Regions from separate parts of the Homo sapiens genome. Here region 1 is linked to region 2. A link is an interaction called in ENCODE POLR2A ChIA-PET data of the cell type or tissue named here. Cell type or tissue: CD4-positive, alpha-beta T cell. All regions are shown on one strand. Each heading gives the region's core, and the rest is flanking DNA. Links, peaks and the distances in the headings are about the cores only.

The links. ChIA-PET counts read pairs that join two places held together with the same protein. Peaks named below come from ENCODE experiments on the same cell type or tissue, not always from the same donor. Only the 100,000 strongest peaks of a DNase experiment are listed, where the experiment ranks them.
Region 1: POLR2A ChIA-PET joins it to region 2 with 8 read pairs; 3 of 35 experiments call an interaction of 5 or more read pairs at or near these places.

Annotation. Positions count from the first base shown.
Region 1 is chr11:6,743,552-6,748,923 of GRCh38, reverse strand. It overlaps the pseudogene GVINP2. Among named protein-coding and RNA genes, the nearest start is that of OR2AG2, 26 kb to the left of the region's middle. RefSeq lists an enhancer at 2,246-2,435. In CD4-positive, alpha-beta T cell, for the core only: no CTCF peak of the experiment used is centred there; DNase peaks (open chromatin) are centred at 2,393 and 3,063; H3K4me3 peaks cover 3,648 bases; H3K27ac peaks cover 4,833 bases.
Region 2 is chr11:6,400,138-6,405,509 of GRCh38, reverse strand. It overlaps APBB1 (amyloid beta precursor protein binding family B member 1), which reads left to right. Exons shown (of 15, transcript NM_001164.5): 3 at 1,688-1,863; 4 at 1,966-2,022; 5 at 2,106-2,191; 6 at 2,302-2,365; 7 at 2,785-2,934; 8 at 3,301-3,428; 9 at 3,528-3,533; 10 at 3,822-3,936; 11 at 4,081-4,165; 12 at 4,438-4,521. Among named protein-coding and RNA genes, the nearest start is that of SMPD1, 12 kb to the right of the region's middle. RefSeq lists a silencer at 1-191. In CD4-positive, alpha-beta T cell, for the core only: no CTCF peak of the experiment used is centred there; DNase peaks (open chromatin) are centred at 939, 2,649 and 3,169; H3K4me3 peaks cover 2,575 bases; H3K27ac peaks cover 4,511 bases.

The DNA of each region.
Region 1 (5,372 bases), core at 191-5,190, 340 kb before region 2:
ATGTCATTGAGAAAGAGTTCATGAATATGACTACTGATCACATTGTTTCAAAATTGTTACATTTCTTATTCATTTTGACATATTTGTCATAATTGATTTGAAACTTCTCTGCAGAATTTCTTGTTAGTATGTCCATGACATCCATCTCATGTTTTAAATACTCTGAAAGGATGTTTTCAGAATCCAAATCAGTGTCAGGCTCTGTGACTTTAGGAAGAGTTGTGGACACATCACAGACCCTTTTTTTCCGACATTGATTGAATTTCTCATGTAAGTCTTCCTCACTCAACTTTTTAGCCTTTACAATTAAAAACAATTTTCGGCTCCTTTCCAATAGTTTGTTTTTATAATCTCTCTTTTTCTTATCCAGTCTTTCTTAAATTTTTTAAAAAACGAATAAGTTCATTGGCTTTTCTTTTGCTGTCTGAAAGAAGTTGCTCTTTAAGGATTATTAGCTTATTTTCAAAATTGAACTCATTTTTCAAAATTTAACTTATGTTTCCATTGAACTTATATTTTATTCTCTGGGTCTTCATTAAAATGTGTTTCAAGTTCTTGCTTGATGGCTTCATATTCTTCTGTAACTGGAGCCTCAAATATGCTTGTTTCGAGTGTCTGAATTTTTCTTTTCTGAATCTGGTTGGTCAGCTGGTTCCGTTAGCCAAACACATGATTCTTCAGCTCCCAGGTCCAGTGGGGTTACACATGGTTTCCAGTTTGCTCATGGCCATGACTTCTTGGATGTTCCTGAAATGAAAAATAAAGTTCTCATGCACCAGAGCTCTCCACACCTTTCACATGTGTGCTAGACATCATTGTGGGTGTTCTCAATATTGATGGGCTTTTTAGTTGTCAAGGTGAGTTGCAATTTGATAGCCTAATTTTGGCACTTCCTCTTACATAGAATCAGTTGGAGAAATTTCTATCCAACTAGAAATATGTCAAATTAAGAACAGGAACAATGAATATCATTCTTATTACTGCTATGCAAACTGTGAATATTTATAACTTCTCTGGTCTTTGTCAATATAAATTTCTCCTCAGAAGGAGACTTTTAAGGTTCTTGGACTTCAAAAACTGCTACCTTGCCCAATGGAAATAACATAACTTCAAAAATAATCCTGCAATTCTGAATGCTTGCCTTATTAAGAATTTATTGCATCTATCTTAAATTTATAATTGATATATCTGTGTTCTTAAATGGTGTGGATACTTAAAAATATCAAATCAGAAGTGTGTTTTTGACCTTTCTTCTTAAAATGCAAAGAACAAATAAATGACTGTTACTCTCTTAGTGCTTGTGTTTAATAAAGAACTTGAGTTTTAGAAATTTAAATCACTGGAGGGATGTAGAAAAAGAGCCTCAGATGTTGCAAAAAAAATTGCTCACACACAGAAGTCACATGTTACCTTAGTGGGCTTCATTTTTCTCACTGTCAGGGCAGGAACAGATGGGAATTTTGATAAAAGAATCACTGAAATTGAGTGTTTCCTCTTTTTTCTGTAAAGCTCTGAGTTTATCGTGCGTCTGGGCCTAATCACTATTCACCCCATTTAATTAAGAAACTATGAAATGTTAATTCAGTATAAAGGGCTATTATCCTCAGAGGTGAAAGGCAAATAAGGGAGCTGTTTTGCAGGCATCTCTGTCCATCAGAGATAAGAAAAATGAGAGCTTTCGTTTAGATGGGCAGTTGCAGAGGCAACCATGGTTTCTTCTCTGTTAGACCACATAGTGTCATGGGAAGAAAGCTAGACTTAGAGTTCTCTGTCTGCTTCTTACTACCTGTGTGATCTTGGGTTTGTCATCTATCTCCTGTGATTATTTTTCTTTTTCCTATCTTGAAAATGGCCATTACCAAAACCATTTCTCATTAAGATGATCAACTGACATATTTTAGTTTTCTATTGCTGCATAACAAATTACCACAAACTTAGAGGTTTGAAATGGCACACATTTATTATTTTGTAGTTTCTGTAACCAGAAGTCCAGGTAAAGTACAGCTATGTTCTCTACTTTAGGATGTCACCAGATTGTAATCTAGTGTTGACTGAGATCATGGTCTCATCGAGGATTTGACTGGAGCTCTGGTTTGAGTGTTTGTCTGTTCTCAATTAATGTTGAAATTTGGTTCCTATTGTGGGGGTGTTAGAAGATGGAGCTTTTGGGAGGTGAGAGGGCCATGAGAGTTCTTGCCTCATAGATAGTATTAATGCTGTTATAAAAGGGTGATTTCAGCCCTCTTTTGCCTGTTTGCTCTTCTGCCATGTAAGGACATGGTGGTCCCAATGTAAACATGGTCCAGTTCCCATATGAACATGGTGTTCGCAAGAAAGCATAAACAGGCTTCCTTTCAATCAGCAGATTTAGAAACAAAAAACAAATACGAAAGTAAAACCTTACAGCAGGAAGTTTTGCACTGCTCTGAGGATAAACTCAGTTTCCTGTCTCACATAAGGGGCCAAAGCCTGGGGTGAAGCTGTACGTCGGCAGCCCCAGCCCCAGAAAAGGAACCTACTCTCCATGCACGTCTCTCTGGAGCAACCTGAAGACAGGATCTTGGCCTCAGGACAGGTAGGTAAAGAACAGAGGAAATAGAGCAGACAGAGAGATACAGCAACAGACCCAGAAACTAAAGTAGAAAGAGAAATTGATGTAAATAAACATAGGGAGCAGTCAGACACAGGGAGATTAAGACATGCTGGGAATACAAATGTGGATTTGGCATTGTCATTAATAGAGCATACTAATGTCCAATATGTGGCATTTAAGGGAAGAGAGTGAGCCAGATGGTAGGAAAAGGAAAAAGACTGGTTCCAAAAAGCTACAAATCTGGGAGAAGAAGGAGTATATAATTGAAACAGACAAAAAACATTTTGGTAACTTTTGTTATCAAATAAAAACAAACACATTTTTAGGTAAAGAGAGACTTTATTCACAAGGATCATTGCAACAAGAGGAAGGAGAGTATTGCAATAGAGAAAACCATCCAACCACAAGAGCTACAAGCATCTCAAAGACCAGAGAGAAAAAGATTTCCTTTTATGGTGAAGGATCAACAAAGCTAGAAAGATATCAGTATGGGGACAGGAAGATCACCATGAAATGTTTTACCCAAGGTCAGCTGATTCTTAGGAGGGTTGTATGCTGGGTCAGAAGAAGGATAGATCAAAACTCACGAGCATGGAAGAGGAAGAGAAATTTAACTGATATTCGGTCAAGTTAATAATCACTTTGTTTCTACTGTCCAGTGAGGATAAACAGTTCAGCTAATCTTTTATGAAGCTGAGAATGAGAATTTAAAGAGTCTGTGTCTGGCCTATCATAAAAAAAAAGACACATATGCCTTATCTAAGTCATATGGGGAGGGGTGGTTTTTTGTAATAATCCCTTTCTCAGAACACAAAAAAAGTGGATGGATTTCTTTAACCATAACTGTTTTCCAGGAACAAAGGGCTCAAGTAAAAAAGTTTCATGTTGTTAATTTGACTCATTTGAATAATAGCTAGTATTGCAAACACAGAAAAGAGAGTTGCTAACTTGACCTGGAAAATTAATGAAGCTTCACAAATAAAGAGAAACATGAACTAGGTCAGGAGTGTAAAATCCTAGGGAGAGAAAGTAGGGAAGGGTTCATATAGTGAAATATGCAAAGTCAAGAAACATCTTGAGGTCCTTGAGGTGGAGGGAAGATGGCTGATGTGGCATTTAAGGGAAGAGAGTGACCCAGATGGTAGGAAAAGGGAAAAGAGTGGTTGTAAAAAGGAATTACAGAGGTTAATTGCTGCCACATTATGAGGGGTCTTAACGGCCAGGGTCACGTAGTTTTCATTGTATCATAAACGAATGTAGGATTTCAAAAGTTTGTAAACAAAGAAGTAAATGATTTAAATACGATTTTCAGGATGGAATGTAGAAAATGGATCACAAGAGGAGTGAGAAAATAGATTCAAGGGCTACTCTCACAGAATAGGCAAATAGGGCACACTAATGTCCAATATGTAATGGGTATTCAACAGGAAGCAAAATTATGGGGGAAGAACTAGGAAAACGAAGCTTCCACGACATAAAAGTTTCCTGCTTCACCATTTCACCATCAAAACTGGGTGGATTTCCTTTATCAAAAATTTTCCTAGAAGAAGATGTGGCCAAAGGGCTAGAGCCAGGAATTTAGGATGAGTTTTTAATTGAATAAACCTTTCTACATAGTTAATCCAACAAGTCCAAAGAACAACTCCTAATCCAAAGGAATAGTAAGATATAGGGTAGGTGTCAGAGTCTGAGGCAAACTAAAATTTGGTAGAAACTAGAAAAGACAAGAAGGGCCTAAAGCATCACATAGTTAACAGCAGAGATACATCTCCTCAAAGAGGTACGCTCTAAGCACAAAATCTAAAGTAGTCTCAAGTGACCTTTAATCCCATTACTTCCTTATTTCTTTCTTAGCACTTAAAAAACTCTGAAAATGTTATCTACTTATTCATACATTTACAAGTTCATAATCCTTCCTCTATTAAAATGTGAATTCTGTAAGGGTAGGGATCTAATCTATTCATCAGTCAACCCACAGCACCTAGAACTTTTTTCAACACACTGAAAGCCCTCAATAAACATGTATGAAGGCTGGGCACGATGGCTCACGTCTGTAATCCCAGCACTTTGGGAGGCCGAGGTGGGTGGATCACCTGAGGTCAGGAGTTTGAGACCAGCCTGGCCAACATGGTAAAACACCGTCTCCACTAAAAATACAAAAATTAGCCAGGTGTGGTGGCGGAACCTGTAATCCCAGCTACTCAGGAGACTGAGGCAGGAAAATTGCTTGAACCCAGAAGGTAGAGGTTGCAGCCAAGATCGACATCATGCCACCCTGGGCAAAAGAGCAAAACTCCGTCTCAAAAAAAAAAAAAGCGTGAAACAAATTCTGGGATTTTTAGCTTATCTTTGATAAATCTCTAATCCATGTTACTTGTGTGATCAGTTTCACTTAAAGGAATATTTTCATGATGGATACAAGAAAGGAGAGGCAGTCAAAAAAGACAGGTCCCTAGAATTAGTAGGATGAAAATATTGTAGAGACATCTGACTTGGTAATTTGAATGTGAGCATCAGGCTTATAGAGAACTTTTTAAGAAAAAGATGAAGTGAGACTAAATGATGAGAAGTAGGTGGAACGAATTCATCAATTCATTTCATCAACAAACATTTATTGAGCCAGATATGCCTAATTGAAATACTTTTTTGAGAAATCTAGAAATAATGAAAATATAAAGAAAGTAAAAACTTATAGAATAGGCAGGAACCAATTTGCATTTAAGTAGTATGGGAAGCCTCGAGTATGTTTTCTTGTCCAGAGTGAAGCAACCAAGAAAGT
Region 2 (5,372 bases), core at 109-5,108:
TGGACCAGTCAGGATTCCTGGTTTCCCTGGTAACGGGAAGCACGTCAGCAGTCTGGGCGCTCCCAGCCGGTCCTGGTGCTGCGGTTGCCGAGGAGACGCTGCAGCCTAGCTGGGCCCTGGCAGGTGAGGGGTGGGGGGTGGTGCTGGGAAGCCCCAAGCCCAGCCTCAAGCTTGCTGGGGCTCAGGACCTCAAAGCCCACCCTTGGGTTCAAACTGCTGTGCAGGTCCTGGACAGGGGCGGGATCCCTGAAGGCCTTGAAACCACACCCTATTTATGCTGACAGCTATAGGCTCTGCAGGGCCCCAGGCAGCTGGGGTATTCCTTAGGGGCTGAGTCTCCTGGTATCCCTAAGACTGGGCTTGGCTTAGGCACTGAGGTAACCACTGGAGGGTGGGATGGAGATTCAGGATTGGGGGAGGGGAGCCAGGGCGAGGAAGAAGAGGTGTGAGCAGAAGGGGCTGGGGTCTCATGAACCTCCCTTTCTCCTCCCTTCCCCACCCCCCAAGGAGATTCCCTAGCATGGTGGTCCTGGCCCCTCCCTAGCAAGCTCCAAGCGGGGGAGGATCTTGCCTGGCAGACGCTCTGCCCTGGTGAGAAGGGGGCGGGATGAGCTTTTCTCTGCAGCCCAGCACCAGGCTGTGAGCCCAGCTGGCTGGGCTGGAGGGGCTGTGAGGAGGGAGGGTGGAGGCAGGAGGGGCCGGGAATGAGCGCCATGTTCTCCCAGGACTTTTTCCTGGCCATTATCCTGCAGGACAGCAGCGCAGGTGAGGGGCAGCATGAGGTTGGGCCTCATGTGGGGTGGGGCTGACAGGGAGAGAAGAGTTAGAGGACGCATGAGCGGGTTACAGGGTTGGAGTGGTGTGGCTCTGCCGGCAGACAAGGGTGTATGACACAGATGCGAGGTATGTGTGTATGTGCATGACATGTTTGCTTGCATCTGTGTGCAGCAAGGGTCAGGAAGTGAGCGTCTGTGGTGTCTGCACACATTTGGCAGGGTTTGACGTGTGCCGTGTGTCTGAGTGTGGGTCCGCCTGTGTGTGTGGTACCCACACGTGTGTTGGGGCCATTGTGGTGTGGTATCTGCACACCTGTGTGGCAGGGGCTCGTATGTTTAGCTGCATGCACACACACCTCTGTGGTGTCTGCATAAGTGTATGGCTAAAGTTTGTGTGTGTGTGCCCCTGCACATACATGTGCACCTGTGTGTGATACCTGCCATCTGTGCTGGCATTTTCTGTGTTGCATACCCTGGTGTTTGTGGCTGCACAGGTGTGTGGTAGGGCTTGTATGTGTTGTGTGTCTGTGTATACATGTACGTGTGCAGGAGCTAGAAAGTGTTCACCTTCGTGTTAACTGAGATAATAGATATGTATGAAAGGAGGTTAATTGGGGTCACCCAACATTCATTGCTCCCTTCCTTCTTCCCTCCCTGCCTTCCTCCTTTCCACAGTGTGGCCACATTAGCCACCAACAGGGCCCAGGAGGAGACCTGAGCCATGTCCCCTACTGGTGGCCCCACATGTGGTGACTCCAGACTATAGGCTCTAGGCAGAAGCAGGAACTGTGTTGTGGTATAGCTCTTCCACCACCCCTTCTCAACCATGGGGTCTCAGAGGGGACCGGGCATAGGCACCAGCTGTCTGCTCTTTGGGTAGGCTGACCCTCACCAAGCCTCCCACCTGGCAGATTCCTTCTGGAACCCCAACGCCTTCGAGACGGATTCCGACCTGCCGGCTGGATGGATGAGGGTCCAGGACACCTCAGGGACCTATTACTGGCACATCCCAACAGGGACCACCCAGTGGGAACCCCCCGGCCGGGCCTCCCCCTCACAGGGGAGCAGCCCCCAAGAGGAGTCCCAGGTGAGGCTCACAGGCCTGTTGATTTTGGGCCAGGGGTGGAGGGAGTGTGTGCTGCTGGAGTAGGATAGGACACTCACTCACTACTCCCATCCCTCCTCCTAGCTCACCTGGACAGGTTTTGCTCATGGAGAAGGCTTTGAGGATGGAGAATTTTGGAAGGTGGGTAAGGGGACCTGCTTTACCACGGGATAGCTGGAGGAGGGGCATCATTTTGATACTGATTCCTCAATCCCCTTCCCAAGGATGAACCCAGTGATGAGGCCCCAATGGAGCTGGGACTGAAGGAACCTGAGGAGGGGACGTTGACCTTCCCAGCTCAGAGCCTCAGGTGAGCTGCCAGATGCAGTGAGCTGGCAGTGGGATGGATCTGTCTGGAAGGGGCCTTGGGACAGCTCCATTTATGGGAGCCCTGTGCCAAGTATTACCATCTGCCTTCAGCCCAGAGCCGTTGCCCCAAGAGGAGGAGAAGCTTCCCCCACGGAATACCAACCCAGGGATCAAGGTTTGTTCAAGACTGACACCCATTCTGAGTCTGGGGCCCTCTTATTTGTCAGACAGCCCCTAATGTTGTGCTCTGAGGGGTCTCAGCGCAGTTCCCCAGGTCCTGAGTTAGGAGTTCTTCCAGTCTCAGCACAGAGCCCTGTGTCTGAGCTGGAGGCACTTCAGTTTTTAAATCAACCAGCCCAACAGCCAGGTTGGGGGCCCTTGTAGTCTTAGTTCAGGTGCTTTTTTGTACTAGCTGGGGTCTCATCTGACATCTCCCTCACCCTAACCACATCCCCCTCTCCCTAACCACATCCTGTTTGGGGAGCTTCTCCGTCTTAGTTCAGAACACCCTGCCTCCTGCCACACTCTGTAGTCAGGAACTCTCCAGTTTTGACTCAGATCCTCTACCTCCTGCCCCTCTTCTGTGTCTGGCAGTGTTTCGCCGTGCGCTCCCTAGGCTGGGTAGAGATGACCGAGGAGGAGCTGGCCCCTGGACGCAGCAGTGTGGCAGTCAACAATTGCATCCGTCAGCTCTCTTACCACAAAAACAACCTGCATGACCCCATGTCTGGGGGCTGGGGGGAAGTAAGGACCTGAGCCGGGGGTAGGGGGTGGTACTGTGAGAGTGTGAAGGGAATTATGAGAGATGGGAGGTCTGACCTGCCCACAAGCAGGCTGGGGAAGGGGGATATTGGCCCATCCTAAGTGGCAGCCCTGTGGGATGGATGAGCGACCCCAGGCCAGGACCTTGGGAGATAGTCGCCTAACAACGGTGGAGTCAATGTGAGAGATGACACGTGACCTCCACTAGAGTGAGGCCTGCAGGGCGGGCGGTCTGACACCAAAGCAGGGGCCCCAGAGCTGTGGCTAACATCCCCTGAGCTGCAGGGGTCAGAGATCAGCCACCATCCTGGCTGGAGTCCCACTGAGTGCCTGCTTCTGGTCCTGCAGGGAAAGGATCTGCTACTGCAGCTGGAGGATGAGACACTAAAGCTAGTGGAGCCACAGAGCCAGGCACTGCTGCACGCCCAACCCATCATCAGCATCCGCGTGTGGGGCGTCGGGCGGGACAGTGGAAGGTGGGAATAGGGCTTGGGATTCGAGGGTGGGAGTTCATCCAGCATCAGAGTCCTCCTCTCTAACTCTGTTATTTGCCTCTCTTGTGCTGCTGGACCCAGAGAGAGGTACTATGCCTATTTTCCCCCTCCTACACCTGGACCAGATGCCTGGAAGCACCCAAGCTCCCCTCTTCTGCCCTGCCCCTTCCCACCCGCTATGCTCCACCATTACCCTCCACCTCAGCATGCTTGCCTGTCTACCCCTCCCCCCCAAGAAGGCAGCACCTATGGGGGACCAGCTGTGGGCAGAAGCCCTGGAGGAGCTGTGATGGGCAGGGAGGACGTGGGTGGGGTGGGGACCAGGCTCAGCACTGGATGGTACTGGGAGACACTGAGGTGCCCCTTCCCCAACAGGGACTTTGCCTACGTAGCTCGTGATAAGCTGACCCAGATGCTCAAGTGCCACGTGTTTCGCTGTGAGGCACCTGCCAAGAACATCGCCACCAGCCTGCATGAGATCTGCTCTAAGGCACGGCCCCCTCCACTCCCTGGACTAGTTGCCACCTTTGCTCTACAAGGGTGTGGGTGGGGTCACTGAGTGCTGTAGGGGGGCCCCAGGGCAATGAGGCTCTAATAGATTCTCCCTGGCTCCTCGCCTCCCTTCCTTCCTCAGATCATGGCCGAACGGCGTAATGCCCGCTGCTTGGTAAATGGACTCTCCCTGGACCACTCTAAACTTGTGGATGTCCCTTTCCAAGGTCAGTGTCAAAACCCCTCCAGGTCCAGCTCAGCTTTGTTGGCAAAGGTGGGTGACCCAAGGAAAGGCATGAGCTCCTGGACAGCGCTGATAGAAAAATGAACACATGAAGACTGAATACTCCAATACGTGGAGGGACTCCGGTTAAAGGGAGGCAGGGGACGAGATGAAAGTAGGGCCTCGGCTGGGCAAGTGTCCAGCTTATGCCCTGCTGGTGGGGCTGCGGGTGAGCAAGGTCTGCCACCATGATCAACCTTCTCTTCTTTCCCATAGTGGAATTCCCAGCGCCTAAGAATGAGTTGGTCCAGAAGTTCCAAGTCTATTACCTGGGGAATGTACCTGTTGCTAAACCTGTTGGTATGTGTGTCCTTCTATACCCAGGGGCTGCTACCTTGATCCTAAAACTCTGCCCCTACCCTCTGCCTTCCAATACTTCTTCTACCAGACCTTCCTCATGCTTGGTGTCTCCCTACCCTTTAAAATGCATCCCACCTCCCCATACTTCTGTCCTAGCTCTATTTCCTGTCCTGCCTATAGCAGCAGTCAGCACGCCTTCGCTGAGCATCAGCCACGTGAGTGGTGCTGAACCAGGCACAAAGGGAGACCCCACTCCTTCATCCCATGGAAAAGCTTTGGTGGGATTGGGAGGCTGATGTTAGATGACTGGAGGACACCAGACAGCAGCCTGTAGCTGGGTTTAGTGTTACAGCACCAGCTGTGGGCTGGGAGCATCTGGAGAAGGAAACAGTGAGCATAATTGTCACATACTTCATTGTTGCAAAGAATTTTTTTTTTTTTTTTTTTAAAGACAAGTCTCGCTCTGTCCGCCAGGCTGGAGTGCGGTGGCGTGATCTTAGCTCACTGCAACCTCCGCCTCCTGGGTTCAAGCAATTCTCCTGCCTTAGCCTCCTGAATAGCTGGGATTACAGGCTCCCGCCACCACGCCTGGTTAATTTTTGTATGTTTAGTGGAGACGGGGTTTCACTGTGTTGGCCAGGGCTGGTCTTGAACTCCTGACCTCAAGTGATCCACCTGCCTCGGCCTCTGAGAGTGCCGGGATTACAGGCGTGAGCCACTGTGCCTGGCCTGATCTGGTTAACTCTTATATTTCAGTGCTTTCCTAGTGTCTGCTATTTATTTGTTTATTCACTTAACAAATACCTTTGAAGCTTACCATGTGGCAGGCCCTGGACTAGGCACAGGGAGAA